Regions from separate parts of the Homo sapiens genome. Here region 2 is linked to region 1. A link is a loop called in an ENCODE intact Hi-C map of the cell type or tissue named here. Cell type or tissue: Caco-2. All regions are shown on one strand. Links, peaks and the distances in the headings refer to the core of each region. The heading gives the core; the rest is flanking DNA.

What was found. Peaks named below come from ENCODE experiments on the same cell type or tissue, not always from the same donor. Only the 100,000 strongest peaks of a DNase experiment are listed, where the experiment ranks them.
Region 2: a loop joins it to region 1, with 14 times the contacts of the local background. A loop is called at or near these places in 1 of 110 quality-filtered maps.

The regions. Positions count from the first base shown.
Region 1 is chr11:67,935,568-67,942,420 of GRCh38, reverse strand. All of the region lies in intron 3 of LOC112268076 (translation initiation factor IF-2-like), which reads left to right. It overlaps LOC124900601 (a long non-coding RNA gene), which reads left to right and starts at 2,647. Exons shown (of 3, transcript XR_002957254.2): 1 at 2,647-2,738; 2 at 5,430-5,646. It also overlaps the pseudogene LOC105369359. In Caco-2, for the core only: a CTCF peak has its summit at 3,270; a DNase peak (open chromatin) is centred at 3,820.
Region 2 is chr11:67,857,067-67,863,919 of GRCh38, reverse strand. All of the region lies in intron 3 of LOC112268076 (translation initiation factor IF-2-like), which reads left to right. It also overlaps the pseudogene ENPP7P7. Among named protein-coding and RNA genes, the nearest start is that of LINC02754, 24 kb to the left of the region's middle. RefSeq lists an enhancer at 6,647-6,853. In Caco-2, for the core only: no CTCF peak of the experiment used is centred there; a DNase peak (open chromatin) is centred at 3,939.

The sequences.
Region 1 (6,853 bases), core at 1,713-4,212:
TTGCACTTCCTTTGCTCTTTTCCTGCCACGGGGCCTTTGCACATCCTGCTCTTTCTGCCTGGAAAGATTTTCCCTCTCCTTACCTGTTCACCTGGTCATAGTCTCATCTGACAGTGGAGTCACTACATCCTCAGGGACGCCTGGCCACACTGACTCAGTCACAGCAACCCCCTCTTGTCTGCTTTCATGACACCAGGTGTCATGAGCTCAGCTACGGCTTCCTATTTCTGTGCATGTCATCCTTCCCCTTCAAGACTGTGGTCACCGTGAGGACCAGGGCCATGCCTGTTCCTGATTCTCATTTGTGTCTCTGGTGTTTAGTATATGCTTACCTAGAATTTGATTAATGAATGACGACATACCCATTTTACAGATGAGAAAGTTGAGGCTCAGGAACATTATGTAACTTGCTCAGTATTAGATGGTGATGGTTTGAAGCCATCTGGCTGGTCACTGGGTGCACACTCTTAACCACTTCACTATGGTTCTTCTCTCATGGTAGTTCTCCAACAGCAGGAGTGAGAGGCAACTTTAGGACAGGCGTAACCAGAATCCCAGGGGTTATCCTAGAAGGTGGTGTCAGGAACATGCTTGCCTATGGGCCTTCTTACTGTATTGCATAAAATACCCTGTTTTTCTGAGTCGCCTTTAGTAAAGACCTTAGCAATATTTGAAGCACAGTTGTCAGTAGGAAAGGGTGGGTGTTTATACTTTTTTAAAAAGGAGTCTATATCATATTTATCTTGTGGTCTGCCATGCCCCCTGATCTTCTTCAGCTTCAGTTATGCAAAATTCACACTTCTTCTCTTGACTGCCTCTCTCTTACCTGTTCAGTTTCTTTTCTGTGTTCGAGATTGCTTAGAATTTTTCCCATTACTACAGCCTGCTTCCCACCTGTATCCCCCAGCCAGCTTGTTCTGGATTTTGTCAACAAGAGTTTCAGCGTTTAGTGAGGGCTGGACTGAAGGAAAGCCTTGGAAAAGGCTGTGTGATGAAAGGTGAGATACCTAATGGGCAGGCAGTCATCAGGGTTAATTCAAAGGCTGGAAGAAGGGCTGACCTGGATGACTGGAAATGTCTTTGAGCTGAAGGTCATGTGCAGGTGGAACGAAGAGGGTGAGCCTTTTGGGGTGAACTGCAAGTATTTGATAAGATCCTTGTCCCCATGGTTGGGGAAGTCTTGATAAGCATCCTCAATGTGATGGAGGGATTAGGGAACCCATGGCTCTACCTGTCCAGCATGGCAGCAACATGACACAGCCAAGTTATTGATTATTGGTTGCCCAGCTGTCATCACTCAACATCTTCTGTTAGTTATAGCTGTAATTTGCATTAGTTGCCAATGCCAGTTTTGACTTTCCTAGTCAATAAAGTGTTCTGAGAGTGGTGACTAAGGCTGAGCACTACCCATAATCATGAGTATTACAGAGGCAAGCCCCCTTGCCCACCCACATGCAGGTGATGACACACCCTAGGAAATCACTCAATTCTTTAGAGGACCCTGAATAAATGCTCAAGTCCATCTGTTCATCTGTCCGTCCATCCATCCATCATTCCTTCCATCCATCCATCCATCCATCCATCCATCCATCCAGACATGCATACATCCATCCACCCACCTACCCACCTATCCACCCGCCCACCCACCCATCTATACATCCAATGCACTCTCTTATGCACCCAGCTATCATCCACCTACCCACCCACCAACCCATCTATCCATCCACTCATCCATGCATCTATCCACCCATTCACTCATCTACCCATCTATCCACCCACCCGTCCACCCATTTATCTATCCCTCCACCCCCTCAACCACTCATCCATTTCTCCACCCACTCAGCCATCCCTTCACCAACTCAACCACCCATTCATTCATCCACCTGCCCACCCACCTATCTTTCCATCCACCCATCTATCCACCCACCCACCTATGTATCCATCCACTGCTTGTCCTTCTGTTCATTTATTCCACAAAGACTCATTAACCACCTACTAGATTCTGGGGAGGTATCTGCTGTAGTAATTGAGAACATGGTTTCTGGAATCTGATTCCCTGAGCTCAAATTGAGCTGCCTCCTAGCTAGCTGCTTGGGTAAGTTATAGAAACTGTGCTTTGATTTTCTTATCTGAAAATTGGCTATTAATAGCTTCTACTCTTGCAGATATAGTGAGGGTTAAATAAGATGTCACGTTAAAAGTGCATCATCGACACTCAATAGAGATTAGGTTTTACCATTCATTATTATTCTTGGCAGATGCTGCAGATAACGTGGAGAGCATACGAAAGGCACATGTTTGAACCAATAGTGACATACAGGTGCTAAGTTCTGCAGTAGGGGAAGGGCAGAGAGCCATGAGGAGGGCCTGGCCCAATCCTGGAGCCTCAGAAAAAAGTTCCCCGTTGAATTGCTGTTTTAGCTGAGACTTGTGGGATGTGTAGTAGTTGGAGATCCCAGACAGGAGGTGACCGAGTTAGCCAGGGAAAAATTGGGTCCTGGCACCCATGGCAGAGTTAAATGATCCAGTCCTTCTGTCTCCTCTGGCTGGAAGTCCACCAGATCTGGGAATGTCCAGTTGGGGGAGGGGGCTGACAATGTTCATGACCTTCACCTGTCCTCACATGTCCTCTGTGTATCTGCAAAGCCTCTGCCTCAGTCTCCTCTTCTGGAAAGTGGGATTGGAAACCACATCTGCTTCTCTCCCAGGACTGCTAGGAAGACAAGATTAGATGGCAGGTGAGAGCTCTTTGAAAATGAAAACATTCTGCTATTTGAATGCAAAGTATTCTTCTTTGCCTGTGATGTTTCCTAATCTGTGAAATCATACTGGACCTCGAAGCTGTCTATTAAAAAAAAATATCAAAGTGGCTGGGCATGGTGGCTCATGACTGTAATCCTAGCACTTTGAGAGGCTGAGGGGGGTGGATCACTTGAGGCCAGGAGTTCGATACCAGCCTGGCCAATATGTGAAACCCCATCTCTACTAAAAATACAAAAATTAGCCAGGTGTGGTGGCATCTGCCTGTAGTCCCAGCTACTCAGGAGGCTGAGGCACAAGAATCATTTGAGCTCAGGAGGCAGAGGTTGCAGTGAGCCGAGATGGCACCACTGCACTCCAGCCTGGGCGACAGAGCGAGGCTCTGTCTGAAAACAGAAAAAAAAAAAAAAAAAAAAAAAAGCAAAGTTAACACTTCCTCCATCTCTCCCCTAGGGGAGGCAATTTGTCAAAGATTGTTGTTGGATTTTACACACAGGGAAATCTAAGGAAGGTTTGGAAACCAGACCATGACTCCAGACTCTCGTCTCCCTGTTTACAGGGTCTTAAATGGGGGAGCCACTTTGGGTTCTTTCCACAAGATTGCTTTGTAAAAAAAAAAAAAGAAACAAACAAACAAAAAACTCAAAAAAACAGCCCTAACCTAAATATTCACAAGGGACCTTAGGCAATATCTGCAAACAAAAGTGAGTGATGAGTGGAATCTGTTGTCTTTACAACTTAGACAGCTCCAGAGTTGAAGCAAGTGGAAATATCTCTAGAGACAGAGATTTGGGCAGGTTTTGCCAGTTACAAACTATGAGAACCTGGGCAGGTTTACCTCTCTGAGCTTCTGTGACCTTGTAAAATAGGCTGCATTGCGCTAAACGTGCAGGAGGAATCCCAGCATCCTCCTGTGCACAAGGCTGGTTTCTTCCCATCCTTTTCCTTGTTCTGCCTCTCTCCTCCTCTCCAAGAGATGAATACCTTTGGACCCAGTAGGGGCCTATGTTTGCAAAAGCTCGCAGGTGATTCTCATGCAGCCAGCCTGGCTGTGGCGCTGAGTTCTTGGACACTTCTGGAGGCACATTTACTAGTGAGGAAGGTCACTGTGTGTGAAAGGCACGATTCATCTTCCATTCCTTTCTTCCATGAAGCAAGGTGCATGGGTCAACTGAGCTGGGAGAGTCCACAGTGTCAGCCTCCCCCACACTTCCCTCCCTCCTTAATCCTTGTGTGCTGTACTTTGTCTTGATTTCCTGTACTCTGCACCAAGCCAGGAGATGGTAAGATCTCGAAAAAATCATTTTTTTGGGAAATGGGACCAAGAGGGTTTTGATTTGCTTGTTTGTTTGTTTGAGACAGGGTCTGTCGCCCAGACTGGAGTGCAGTGGCATGATCTTGGCTCACTGCAGCCTTGACCTTCTGGGCTCAGGTGATCCTCCCACCTCAGCCTCCTGAGTAGCTGGGACTGCAGGTGCACACCACCGTGCCTGACTAATTTGTCTATTTTTTGTAGAGATGAGGATTCACCATGTTGCCTAGGCTGGTCTCAAACTCCTGGGCTCAAGCAGTCCTCCATCCACCTCGGCCTCCCAAAATGCCGGAATTACAGGCATGAGCTGCTGTGCCTGGCCAAGGTTTTTTTTTTTGTTATTATTATGAAAAATTTTCAATATACATAAAAGTAGAGAGACTAGTTTAATGAGCTATCATATGCCCATCACATAGGTTTAAAAACTATTAACGTTTGCAATATTTACTCCATTTGTTTTTCTGAAGTATTTAAAAAATAGTTTACAGTAGTTATGTAATTGCATCCTGATATTCACCCCTACGTAATTTACTTTCCCTCTAAAAACATGAGGGCATTTTTTATATGATCATTATCATTCCTAATCAAATTACCAGTAATTCCTTAATATCCTCTAAGATCAAGTTTACATTCAGATGTCTTCTCCTCAAAATGTCAATTGTGATTATTTTTTTCTTTGAGCAAAGATAATAAGATCTCAAGATTTAATGACAGAGATTCCATGTTAGCCCTGATGTCTAAGCTCTGTGGTCCATTGTGGCTTTACTTGAAAGTCTCAGGCTAGGCGTGGTGGCTCACACCTGTAATCCCAGCACTTTGGGAAACCAAGGTAGGTGGATCATGAGGTCAAGAGATCAAGACCATCCTGACAAACATGGTGAAACCCTGTCTCTATTAAAAATACAAAAATTAGCCAAGCATGGTGGTGGGTGCCTATAGTCGCAGCTACTCAGGAGGCTGAGGCAGGAGAATCACTTGAACCTGGGAGGTGGAGGTTGCAGTGAGCTGAGGTTGCACCACTGCACTGTACTCCAGCCTGGGTGACAGAGCGTAACTCTGTCTCAAAAAAAAAAAAAAGTGTATGTGAGGAAACTGGGATAGAGCTTGGGGATATTGGGGGATGGAGATACTTCATCTACTGAACAAAAACCATGGGATACCAATGCTGGAGGAAGAAGCATCATCCTCAGTTTCTACTAATTCAACCACACATGAGATGGGGACTTGGTGTCCAAGAGAAGAGCCTCTTTTTAGGTCTTCGGCCTTGATCAAACCATTTCTGAATTCCTCATACATATATAATCAGGTGTTATGAGTGGTACTGATTGGATAATCTTTCTGTCGTTTCCTGTGCTAGGAAGGAAAATACATGTACAGCCAACTTCCTTGAGGATTCGTTCTTTTGCATCAGGGTGTCTCAAACTCCTGCCCTTAAAACACCTGCAAGAGAATCATCCAGGTGGCTTGCTCACTCTGCATGCAGACCCTTTAGAATCAGAGTCAGAATCCCTGGGGCTGGAGCCACAAAATGAAATGACATTTCAACAAGTTTGTCATCACGTAAGAGAGAATAGGTGAGTATTTGGATACCTATAATACAAAGTAGATTCAAAAAGAATGACGATTATTTTAAATGTTGCGTTTTTAAAAATTTAATACAGAAAAGGCTGGGCACGGTGGCTCATGCCTGTAATCCTAGCACTTTGGGAGGCCAAGGCGGGTGGATCATTTGAGGTCAGGAGTTCAAGACCAGCCTGGCCAACAAGGTGAAACCCCACCTCTACTAAAAATATAAAAATTAGCCAGGCGGTAGTGGTGCACGCCCGTAATGCCAGCTACAGGGGAAGCTGAGGCAGGAGAATCGCTTAAGCCTGGGAGGCAGAGGTTTGGTGAGCTGAGATCGTACCACTGCACTGCAGTGTGGGTGACAATTGTTTAACCACCACCAAAATGGGTTCTGAGCCCAAATATTAATATGAAGGACATTGGTGACATTGTCTCAAAAAAATTAATGAATACAGAAAAGTACAAAAAGGGAGAGAAATCACCCCAAATCTCATGACCCCAAGAAATAAACCACCTAATATTAAGTGAACAGCATTCCTTGCTATGCACAAAGATGGCTAGAGACATGAACAGACACTTCTGATCACACAAAATGAGATTTTAAAAACAAGAAATAGCAAATTGAATGCTGTGTAAATTTATCAGAAGAAAAAGAAATAGAAGTGAAACTGAAGGAACTGGTCAACTCAGATAAATGTAGTTTTTCCTCACTAAAAATCAGTTTCTAGAACATCTAAGAAATCAAGATGATGAAAAATATTAAGATGTTTTATATATATGTAGAAGTCTTTACAGTTGACTGATCATCTCAGGAAAAATTTGTACAGTCACTGCATATAAAGTCATTACAAAATCTTTACTCCTTTTGCTTTTTGCCAGCACTGACATTGGCCTTTGCAGTCTCTGGACTTCATTCTGCACTTGCATTCCTTTTGCTGTTTTCTTGAGGTCATCTTCTTCTCATGCCATCTGTGTCTTGCAAGTCTATGTTTGAGTTCATTTTTCTTTGCATAATTCAAAGAAACAGATAGCATGCCAAAGCTCATTGTTTAACCACCACCAACATGGGTTCTGAGTCCAACGATTAATATGAAGATGACACCTATTGTGGTCTTGTACATTTTGTTGCCTTTCCGGGGTGAAGGACATTGGTGACCATGTGTTTCCCCTGGAGTGGTCGATTGGTCATGAACTTCCTGGTCCAGATAGTTACTG
Region 2 (6,853 bases), core at 2,453-4,952, 79 kb after region 1:
TGCATAACAAATCAACACAAATTTAGCAGCTTAAAACATCCATCTATTACCTCTCCTTTCCTGTGGGTCATGAGTCTGGGGGTGCAGCTTTAGCTGGGTCCTCTGCTCAGGTTCTTACAAGGTTGTGATCAAGGTGCCGGCTGGAATTAGTGTGTCATATGAGGCTTGGGGTCTTCTCCCAACCTCACATGGTTGTTGGCAGAATTTATTTCCATGCAACTGTGAAACTCATGTGGCTGGCTTCTTCAAAACCAGCCAGGCATGGTGGCTCACGCCTGTAATCCCAGCACTTTCGGAGGCCGAGGCAGGGGATCACCTGATGTCAGGAGTTCGAGACCAGCCTGGCCAATATGGTGAAACCCCGTCTCTACATAACTTAGCCGGGCATGATGGCGCACACCTGTAATCCCAGCTACTTGGGAGGCTGAGGCAGTAGAATCACTTGAACCCAGGAGGCAGAGGTTGCAGTAAGCCGAGATCGTGCCACTGCACTCCAGCCTGGGCAACAGAGTGAGACTCCATGTCAAAAACAAACAAACAAACAAAAAACAAAAACCAGGAGGAAGGAGTCTCTCTCTTCCAGACCTTCATTGAAGATCTCACCTGAAGATGTCAGGCCCACCCTGAATAATCTCCCTTTTGATTAACTCAAAGTGAATGGATTAGGGGCTTAGTTACATCTGCAAAATCCCTTCAACTTTTCCATAGATATAGATTAGAAGCAAGCCACGGGTCCTGCCTACACTCCAGGGGAGAGGAGATTACACCTGGCATTTATCCAGGGCAAGAACCTAAGGGGTCATCTCAGAATTCTGTCCTCCAAATAGATCCTCGGTGGAGCTTACATGCCTGGGCGAGCACCAGCCTTTGTTTAAAGGCAACAGAGAATGGTGTCCTGGCTCAGATCTCCAGCAAGCCTCCACAATGATGGTCCAGTATCTGAAGCCATGGCCAAGGCAGCAGGAGCTTTGGGTGCACATGGGGGCTTCCCCCACTTTGAAGTGAGTCATCACATCTGTATTAGACCCTAGCTGTTGCTTAGGCAAAAATGATGATTTAGAAGAAGATGGAGAGAAGAGGAAAGTTAATTTAAAAGTACTTATATTCGGCCGGGTGTCGTGGCTCATGCCTGTAATCCCAGCACTTTGGGAGGCTGAGGCAGGCGGATCATGAGGTCAGGAGATGGAGACCATCCTGGCTAACACGGTGAAATCTTGTCTCTATTAAAAATACAAAAAATTAGCTGGGCGTGGTGGCGGGCGCCTGTAGTCCCAGCTACTCAGGAGGCTGAGGCAGGAGAATGGCGTGAACCCAAGAGGTGGAGCCTGCAGTGAGCTGAGATCTCGCCACTGCACTCCAGCCTGGGTAACAGAGCGAGACTCCATCTCAAAAAAAGAAAAAAAAAAAGAGAAAGTGCTTATATTCATTCCCTAGGGCTGCCACAACCAAGTACCAAAAGCTGGGTGACTTGAAACCAGAGAAATTGATTGTCTTGTGGCTCTGGTAGCCAGCAGTCTGAAACGGAGGTGCCAGCAGGGCCACGCTCCCTCCTGCACTTGTCGGGGAGTCCTGCCTTGCCTCTTCGTAGCTTCCTGTGGTCTCCTGGCAGTCTTCAGTGTTTCTTGGTTTGCATACGCATCAGTCCAATCTTCCGTCCAATCCATGGCCTTCTTCCCTGTGTCTCTGTGACTCGGCGTGTCCTCTCCTCTTTTATAAGGACACCAGTCATTGACTTAGGCCCTCCTTACTCCAGGATGACTTCATCCTAATCAATAGCATCTGCAATAACCCTATTTCTTTCTTTTCTTTCTTTCTGTCTTTCTTTCTTTTTTTTGAGACGGAGTTTCACTCTTGTTGCCCAGGCTGGAGTGCAATAGCGCGATCTCAGCTCAATGCAACCTCCGTCTCCTGAGTTCAAGCAATTCTCCTGCCTCAGCCTCCCGAGTAGCTGGAATTACAGGTATGTGCCACCACACCCAGGTAATTTTGAATTTTTAGTAGAGAAGGGGTTTCTCCATGTTGGTCAGGCTGGTCTCAAACTCCTGACCTCAGGTGATCCGCCCGCCTTGGCCTCCCAAAGTGCTGGGATTGCAGGCATGAGCCACCACGCCTGGCCTGCAATAACTCTATTTCTAAATAAGGTCACATTCTGAGCTGTTAGAATTTAGGATTTCAACATGTTTTGAGGAGAACTCAATTTAACCCATAACAATACTATGTGGGCCACACATGCTGCTTCACATCTGTTATCCCAGCACTTTGGGAGGTTGAAGCAGGAGGATCATTGCTCAGGGCATAGGGGGACACCAGGTGCATAAAACCACAGCGTTGACTGGTGTGGGGGCTCACACCTGTATGTTTGGGAAGCTAAGGCAGGGCGATCACTTGAGCCCAGGAGTTTGAGGCCAGCCTGGGTGACATAGTGAGATCTCACTTCTAAAAAAAAAAAAAAATTTAATTAGCTGGGCATGTTGGTACCCACCTACAGTCCCAGCTACTCAGGAGGCTGAAGCAGGAGGGTCGCTTGAGTCCAGAAGATCAAGGCTGTGGCGAGCTGTGATTGCACCACTGCACTCCAGCCTGGGCAACAGAGCAAGCCCTGTCTCAAAAAAAAAAAAAAAAAAAAAAAAATCATCTCCCTTGTCTTCTGATTCCCTGAGCTGTCATAGAAAGGAAGTGAAGCAGTGAAAGCATCCCCCCAAAAGGGACTTTTCAAAACCAGCCTAAGCAACATAGCAAGACCTTGCCTTTAGAAAGTATTTAAATTTGAAGGAAAAAAAAAAAAAAGCAGTATTATGGCACAGAGTTGACAGCTACAGGTGTGGCTACATCCAGGTCCTAAAACTATATCATCAGAATGACCCCTGACCCTCCCCCCGCTTTCCATTTTACTTTCTTAAGCATGAACATGAAATTTCCAAGACTGTTTCTCCTTTGGCTAATCTGCTTCTCAGACCCAATCACTGTGGCCAGGGTGGTGGAAGGATACTGACATCCAGGCTGGGACCACATGCCCCAGCTCCAGATCAAGGTGGGGAATGGCCAGTCGCACACATGTCGTGGGGAACTAGTGACTCCTCGGTGGAAAATCGGGGACTGTCATTGGAGAGGAGCGATAGAAGAAAGGCTGAAGCAGTGCAATGTATCTCCTGCACCAGCCTGGGCCTCGATGTCTTGAGTACTGATGACCCAGTACTCAGTCTAGGGCAATCCCAACTCCATCTGCGGGGCTGCCCACAGTACATGGACCCCCTCACTGGATTTGCTGACCACACGTGCAAATAGCCACTTCCCAGCCCCACTCCCCGCAGTCCCCCTGAACCCTGTCAAAATTCCCCTCAGTTCTCGCCAAGATTAAAAGCAACTCTGAGGGTGAGCGGCTCATTCTGCTAGTTTAAATCTCTCGGTTCCTTCCCTCTCCAGAACTCTGTACTTACTGCTCCGTCACTGGTAATGACAATGAACATCTTCACAATCTCAGGTTTTATTGCAAAGTGATTGAGGACCAGTTAGAATAAGTTATGCTACAGAAACTAAAGAAATTCCGTCAAACAAATGGTATGTAATAGAAAGTCTTAGGGCAGCCGTGTATATTTTCTCCCCCCAGTGAATCAATTGAAAATGAGAAGTTGTTACCGCCATGTTCCAGGCAGAAGCTATCAAAAGTATAAGCCATGATATTATAATTTGATGATTTTTCATCCGTCAAATGGATATGGCCCAGGGGTGAAAAGTGGATGCTCCGTAACTAGATGATGGTCAAGAGTTATAAAAATGAGGTCCTCTCTGTTCAACATTTCTCCTTTCTTGAAAGGGTACTCAATGTCATGCTCAGGGCCTCTAATGGCCAGAAATAAAGTTCCTCCCAGTTCCAGAGCACCTCAGGGCAACCCCAAAACCAGAGCAACTGCTTATTGCCATGTAGACTATGTACTGTGCAATTTCTGGGGTGGCATTTTCATAAATATGTGGGTGGCGCCCCCTGGAGGTATGCAATGCACAACTTGCACAAATGGTAAGTCATCGTATCCCAAGGTCCACAAAGAAGAGGTAAACAAAATTCCCATCGATGTTGCCATCAGTCATGAGTCTGCCTTTTCTTCATGGGACAGTAGCAAAAACAATTTGGCCAAGTGTGCTTGGATGATCTCTAAGATGGAATCAGGGTCTCTCACTTTCAGCACTATTGACCTTTGGGGCTGGATCATTATTTTGTCTTAGTGGGAGTTGTCCGCGGAATTGTAGGATGTTTAGCAGCATCACTGGCCTCTACCCATTAGCTGCCAGTAGCACCACCTCCTCCAGCTGCAACAACCAAAATTGTCTCCAGACATGGCCACATGTTCTCTGGGGGGCAAAATCACCCCCTGGTTGAGAAACCCTGAAGTAAAGACATAATACGCAGATCACATGTAAGTAAGAGAGCCTAAGGGCCACACAGGTGATGCTGTACCCATGACAAAGACAGAGTCTTAAAGAGGTTAGAGAGGTGGAGAAAGAGAAAAGAAATGAAGTCCCAGCTGCTGAGAGCAACAGATGCTGACTAGATGTTGTTGATAGTCATCTTTAAACTGAGTTAAAAGATGCTGAGGAGCCATCAGCTCCCATCCTGCTCTCCAGGGTCAACACTGCTGAAAAAGGCCTGGAGAGCAACAAAACCCCAAACACAGGTGCACTGAGCAAAGAAACCAGAGATTGAGACAAAAAAGACATTCCCTCAAAGACTACTCATTTTCAAGAGGGGAGAAAAAGTGGAGTCATGAAAAACAGTTGAGGCTGGGTAGAGTGACTCGCACCTGTAATCCCAGCACTTTGGGATTACTCCCAGGCTGAGATGGGAAAATTGCTTGAACTCAGGAGTTCAAGACCAGCCTGGGCAAAACAGCAAGACCTTGCCTCTAGAAAAAGGGAAAAAATTAGCCAGGTGTGGTGATACATGCCTGTGGTCTCAGCTACTCGGGAGGCTGAGGTGGGAGGATCGCTTGAACCCAGGAGGTAGAGGCTGCAGTGAGCAGGGATCGCACCACTGCACTCCAGCCTGGGCTACAGATCCTGTCTCAAAAAAGAAAAAAATTAAACAAAATTAAGGCCGGGCAAGATGGCTCATTCCTGTAATCCCAGCACTTTGGGAGGCCAAGGTGGGCAGATCACGAGGTGAGGAGATGGAGACCATCCTGGCTAACACGGTGAAACCCCATCTCTACTAAAAATACAAACAATTAGCCGGACATGGTGCTGGGTGCCTATAGTCCCAGCTACTCTGGAGGCTGAGGCAGAAGAATGGAGTGACCTCGGGAGGTGGAGCTTGCAGTGAGCCAAGATCACACCACTACCCTCCAGCCTGGGCAAAAGGGCAAGACCCCATCTCAAAAAAAATAGAAAATTAAAATTTTTTTTGAGACCAAGTCTCACTCTGTCACCCAGGCTGGAGTGAAATGGTGCGATCTTGGCTCACTGCAACCTCCGCCTCCTGGGTTCAAGTGATTCTCATGTCTCAACCTTGTGCCTCAACATGACTACAGGCATGTTGTCACCATGCCTAATTTTTGCATTTTTAGTAGAGATGGGGTTTCACCATGTTGTCCAGGATGGTCTTGAACTCCTAGGTTCAAGCAGTCTACCCACCTCAGCCTCCCAAAATGCTGAGATTACAGGCATGAGCCACCGTGCCCAACCTCTAACGTTTCATTATGGAAATTTCCCATATACACAAAAAGCAGGGAGAGAATTATACCATGAACCCCCATGCATCCATCATCCCACTGGAAGAACTTGTCAACATTTCTCCAATCTCATTCCAGTTCCCACTTTTCTTTTCCTTCTTGCTATTTTAGGACATTTTAAAGCAAATTCCAGACATTTCATTTCACCCATATCCATAACACACCAGGGTGCATTCTTGATGTAAGGATTTTGTTTTGTTTTATAACACCCATGACATTGCCACAGTTAATAGATTTAACATGAAGAAACTAAGATTCTTGCAGGTGGAGAAAAGATCTAATTACCACCTTAAAGCCTCTCCTACTAGCGCTTCTCAGATCTGGACGTGTATGCAAATCACCTGGGCATCTTGTTAAAATGCAGATTCTGGCCCAGGAGGTCCTTCCGGGTGAGCCCTGAGAGTCTTCAATTCCAAAAGCTCCCTGGTAATGCAATGCTAAGGGTCCACGAATCACACAAGAGGAAGGGTCGGCCAAACACGCACAACAACTGGGTGCAAAGTCCTGACTGTTCCTGACTGCAGGGTCTTCAGTGAACGGGGAAGCTGGGGACCATTTGGGAAAGAAGGGAGGTTTTTCGTATCAGCTCCAGGCCTTGTAGAACTGCCAGGGAATAACAGACACAAGGTCAGCAAAGTCTAACCAACAGCATGAGTGCATTCATATTCCACAACCACTGCAGCAAAGAACCATGAAATGGGTGGCTTCAAACAATGTCTGGGCTGGGTGCTGTGGCTCACACCTAAATAATCTCAGCACTTTGGGAGGCCGAGGTGGGTGGATGACTTGAGGTCAGGAATTCGAGACCAGCCTGGCCAATATGGCAAAACCTCGTCTCTACTAAAAATGCAAAAATTAGCCATGCATGGTGGCAGGCACCTGTAGTCCCCACTTCTTGGGAGGCTGAAGCAAGAGAATGGCTTGAGCCCAGGAGGTGGAGGTTGCAGTGAACCGAGATCATGCCACTGCACTCCAGACTGGGCAACAAAGCAAGCCTCTGTCTAAAAAAAAAAAAAAAAAAAAAAATTGTCTGGAGGCCAGAAGTCCAAAATCAATCAAAGGTTAGCAGGAGCATGCTCCTTTCAGAGGTTCTAGGGGAGAATCCATTCCTTGCATCTTCCAGCTTATAG